2 separate regions of the Homo sapiens genome follow, and region 2 is linked to region 1. Evidence: read pairs that join two places in POLR2A ChIA-PET (ENCODE). Cell type or tissue: Panc1. All regions are shown on one strand.

Region 1 (2,500 bases):
GATAGTAATTTGCTGATATCATGATATTTTACCCCTAAATAGTTCAAGTATCACTTAAGAACAAGGACATACTGCTATATAACAGCAATAAGAGGTCATACTCAAGAAATGCAACATTAATATGATTATCCAAAATATAGCCCATATTCATATTTTCCTAATTTCCCAATAATATTGTTTGTAGTTTTGTCTCTTTATATCCAGGGTCTAACCATGGACAATGAATTATATTTAGTTGTCATAGCTCTAAAATACTTCTCCCCTTCCTCCTCCTCCTTCTCCTTCTTTATTTATTACGTCATTGACATTTTTAAAGGGTCTGGGCCAATTGTTTCCTCATTACAAGATTAAGGTTAAAGATTTTTAACAAAACCTTTACCTAAAAATTGGACTTGCAATGCATGCCTCGATAGCTATAAAAGAGGCCGTACAGTAAAGTGATTATAAGCCAAGTTCATGGAGCCAGAACTACCGGGCTTCAAAGCCAGTTCCACCACCCATGAACTGTGAGAAATACTTACAGTCCCTTGCCTCAGTTCCCCTATTTATAAGATAGAGATGCTCATACCACCCACCTCATTAAATAGGTCATCATATGCGAGGCGCTTAGAATAGTACCTGGCATGTGGCAATTGCTTTGTAAGTGTTAGCTCTATTTATAGTTTTAAAACAACCTTGACTCATTTCCCTTTGATGGTTGAGATGTAGGGGCTGAAAAACACAGGACTGAAGTGTTACATCTTCCCCAATATAAACAGCAACTCTCAATGGCTTAGCTTGGAATTCTAATTAAGTCTTATTATTGTTTTGGAAGCTCAGAGTGGTTTTGCCTCAACCCTTTTGACAAATGGTGTTCAGTGGAGATTCAAAAGGGAGACAAAAGGTGGACTGGTGGTGCAATCCGCCGGCAAGGCTCAGAGATGAGCGGCCTTGGCCTGACACGCCTCTAGAGGGCAGCAGAGGCACGAGCGGCTCTCTGGCTCCCTTGCAAGTGAACCCGCCTGTCACTCCTGTCCACAAACCCGTAACCGGGAAAGGAGGTCAGCTTGACTCAATGGGCTAAATAGGTGTGGGACTGTTCACTTGAGGAGCTGAACCGAATAACCAGGAGTAATACCAGCATACACTATCTTTTTGGTAATAAAGCTGATGTTTAACTGTTTCTGAAGACTGAACATATCACACTAATGTGCTCTCCACAAACAAGCCATGGTAACATGAGGCTCACCAGATCTGGTGCCAGCAATTTAATTCTTAGCAAGCAGCTGAGTATGGAGGGTGACTTAGTGATGTAATCGCTGCCAGTGCCGGCTCCCCAGGGCAGGGAGTACCATCAGCTCTGCACAGAACAGAGAGCTCATCTGCCTGGCTGCCACTTCTTCTCTAGAATTTACAAACACATATAAGGGTTTTCGACTTCAAATCAACTTTCAGACCATTTTGTAAATGTTTCTTACTATCAGAACTCAAGTTTTCTCCTATAGTTTAGTTATCACCAAAGGTTAGATACAGGTCTCTTAAAAAAATTGGAGAGTAGTCAGAAATAAACGACAGATGATTATTAGCAATGTTATCAGCACGTTCTCCACATTCCAGATGGGTAGTACAGGGTAATGGGTAAGGGTATGAATCTGAAAGCAGACACCAGAGCTTGAATCCCAGCTCCACAATTGACTATTATAGCTGTGTGATCTTGGTCAAGTTATTTAATCTCTCTGTGTCTCAATTTCCTTCTCTGTGAAATGGAGATGATAATAATAGCACCTACCTCATAGGGTCATTAGAATCGAATCAAAGGAGTTAATATATGCAAAACTCTTACAACAGTTTCTTGCACTTAGTAAACACTGTAGAACTGCTAGCTTTCATCATTTAGGCTCTCAAAATCTTTTGTAAGTATTCAAGCCTTTCCCTCTCTTCTTCCTCCTCCACAACCAACGATCCTGATCCACGGCAGAGATTAGGGCTAAATGCACCCACACAGCGTTACCCTCCACAGGTATGTGCAAAAAAGGGGCCTTTCCCCCTTCACTATGTTCCTTCACATAGGAAGAAAACTGGAAAACTTCAACATTTCCTAAGCCTTTCATAAAAGTGTTCTCACTCTTCTTTGTGCCATCTTCTCTACACCAGCAAGGTTCTACTGAATTTTCTTCATGCAGGTTGGGTTACCACTTGTTTCTCTTCTGGTCACTTGCTGTCCAGCACCGCCAATCTAAGAATCTGGAAGAGGTTACGAAATTAGTCACCCACGGCTATGCACAGACCTTCCCTCTTTTTATCAAGCAAAAGCGATAGACAAGTATTATACATACTCCTGTTTTTAGAACAGAAAAATAAAGAGAATTCTTTTAGTGAAAATAAAGCAAACTCTTCTAAAGTTAAAACAAAGAAATTTTTAAAACTTTCAGAAATCAGATATTGCATTACACCAAAACTAAAAAAACCGTGGGGGTGAGGTTTAAGAGGATGATGCATATATAGAGAATCAACGCGGCAT
Region 2 (2,500 bases), 93 kb after region 1:
GTCAACTGTACTCATCTTCACCATCGAATACACCATTAGATGGGGAAAGGGAGACTAGAAGGCACATTCTGCTTTTTGACAAAGGACACTTTTGGGACCCATACGTCACGTAACAAGTAGGCTGAGGTCAGCTAATACAGACTGTTCATCGGGAAAGGACAGCAGCTAAAAACTCCAGAGTGATATGCCTGATGGCCAATCCGGCTTAAGAGAAGCTGCAGTGCACTATCTACCTCTGCAACTTCCATGTCCCAGGAGATGGCCCATTCACCAAGTGATGCAAGGATCACTATGAGCAGGGCAGCACGTTCGTGAAAAGAGCTGGGCCACCCAGGGTATACCTTTTGTGTTCATTAGCACTGCTCTGGAGAAATGACATCTGGTGTTGGGACCCACAGTGTATCAGGGGGAAGATATAGGTGATCCATGCGAGTACTGTCTATTTGCAGAAAATATGGTCCATTATTGGAAATTTCATATGGGTCAATCTATATTAAGCTGGAAAAATAATCAGCTGGATGAAAAGGCCAGCCTGCTGTACCCACTGGAGTTTATAACTGAAAAGCACAAGCTGAAAGAAAGCAGGATAAAGGTTAAGTAGGTGTAAGCCATGGTCAAGTCCTACAAGGCCCACCCTCAGCAGTCTACAAAGACCCTCTCTTCAGGCTGATGAAAGAGGGGGCCAGAGATGGCCAAGTGACTCTTAGGAAAACAATGACAGTTTAGCTATAATTTTAAAAAGCGGTTCCTCTTCTCAATCTACAAAATTAAAAGTAAAATTCTCTCAATTTAAGCTCCTCAAAAGCTTACGATTCAAAATATTCCACATAGGTATTTTTACCTTCCCTGATCTTATTGTTTAGCTCCGACTGAATATTGCAGCTCATTCATCTTTACTCCTATGTAATCAATGTTTAACATCCTTTTTTCATGCAACTAAATCCTCCTTTACTTCCTATCTGGGGAAAGAAGTGCATACCAATGTCTATGCTATCTGTAAATGCTACCAGATACTCTTGCTAAAAGATGGTATATCCAGTATATCCTTAGAACCCAAGGAAACCTAAGAAACCTCAGCAGGACATTCCTCAGCTAAGCCAGCAGGCTCATCTCAAGGATGAAGACATCAAATTCAGCCCCCATGATTCAGGGACCACAGTAAACAAGGATGAATACCTCGGGTCAATGTATCCAAATGAGTGTGGATGAAAGAAACCAAACAGTTCAACTGGAAAACCTCGAAAACAGCGGCTGGAAAATGTTTGATGGCTTTGTTGTGAGATGGTAACTTTTTTTTCCTCCATTTTACATTTTCTCCCTTCAAATCCAAACTGCAGCAATAGACACTGACAGCTCCAGCTTCAGACTTGATACATCATCAGGAAATCATTCCAAAAGCTCTAACTAGATAACTAATTTAATACACTTTGCTTCAAGGTTTATTCCTTGGCTTGCTTCCCAGATATAAAGCATCTCTGGGCAATTATTATGCAGATGCCACCGAAAGGACTTTAAATGGCTGCTGCTAATTTAACAGGAGATATGTTGGCATTTACTGGAGATGTGAAAAGGAATGCAAAATGTGCTAAAGAACCAAAGGCATTTGTTTTTAAAAGTGAAATATGTGGAACAACTCTTAAATGTTTTCTTTTGGGTTTCAATATAAACTTTGGCTAGAAAGTTGAATATTAAACCTACTTCCTCCCTGCATTTTGTACACTAATGAATATTCCCGTAGCATACGGCAGGGACAGTGGATGAATTTCAGGGAAGCCCATGAGCTCTGACGACCTCAAAGACGCACCAGATCTATATGCTGTCCACATGAGACATATTCTAACAGTGCCCACCTTGGGGCTTAGAGATAAAAGATAAATACTGATGTTGTTCATCACGCAATAAACCAGTAACTGAGACCACTTGCTAAAACATCCCTAACAGCAGAATATCCCAAGGATGGAAAAACCTCCAAGGAAAGGAAACAAGTATCTTTTTGCTTATTGATGAGCTTCTTATAATAAGGGTTATAAGCTCTGTTCACTGAAAATACATGTAATACTAATGGGTTTCTTTCCAGGACATACAACAAAACTCCAGAATCTACAAAGATCAGCAGATTATACTCCTTCACTGAGCCTTCAGACCTTGAAGTAGAAGACACAGGGGAAGCCCTCCATCCCCAGATATTCCGAGTCTAACTAGAGTACAGCCACCACAACACCTGGCCAGGTTGAAACAGAGGATTCCTATTCCGAAGAACTTAATGGGGAATATATACCTGTTGGCATGTGGTGATGGGATGTCACAAAGGCATACTTTTTCTGGTTGATTTGATGTCACTCCATCTTTTTAGCTCACGGGGGACAAAAGCAGCAATGAAGAAAGGCATATGGAACTCTCACAGCAGTCAATTCTAAGAAAAAAAACTGCAATTAAATTTTCCTTTCTCCTAACATCTAGTTTTTCTTGACAACCTTTTTTCCTTTTTTTTTTTTTTTTT

What was found. Peaks named below come from ENCODE experiments on the same cell type or tissue, not always from the same donor. Only the 100,000 strongest peaks of a DNase experiment are listed, where the experiment ranks them.
Region 2: POLR2A ChIA-PET joins it to region 1 with 8 read pairs; 3 of 35 experiments call an interaction of 5 or more read pairs at or near these places.

Annotation. Positions count from the first base shown.
Region 1 is chr1:214,260,742-214,263,241 of GRCh38, forward strand. It overlaps LOC124904509 (a long non-coding RNA gene), which reads right to left. Exons shown (of 2, transcript XR_007066876.1): 2 at 1-2,223. Among named protein-coding and RNA genes, the nearest start is that of SMYD2, 19 kb to the right of the region's middle. RefSeq lists a silencer at 876-925. In Panc1, a CTCF peak has its summit at 952 (motif pointing right); DNase peaks (open chromatin) are centred at 760 and 960; H3K27ac peaks cover 383 bases; H3K27me3 peaks cover 1,039 bases.
Region 2 is chr1:214,353,477-214,355,976 of GRCh38, forward strand. It overlaps PTPN14 (protein tyrosine phosphatase non-receptor type 14), which reads right to left. Exons shown (of 19, transcript NM_005401.5): 19 at 1-2,500. Among named protein-coding and RNA genes, the nearest start is that of SMYD2, 74 kb to the left of the region's middle. In Panc1, no CTCF peak of the experiment used is centred here; no DNase peak of the experiment used is centred here.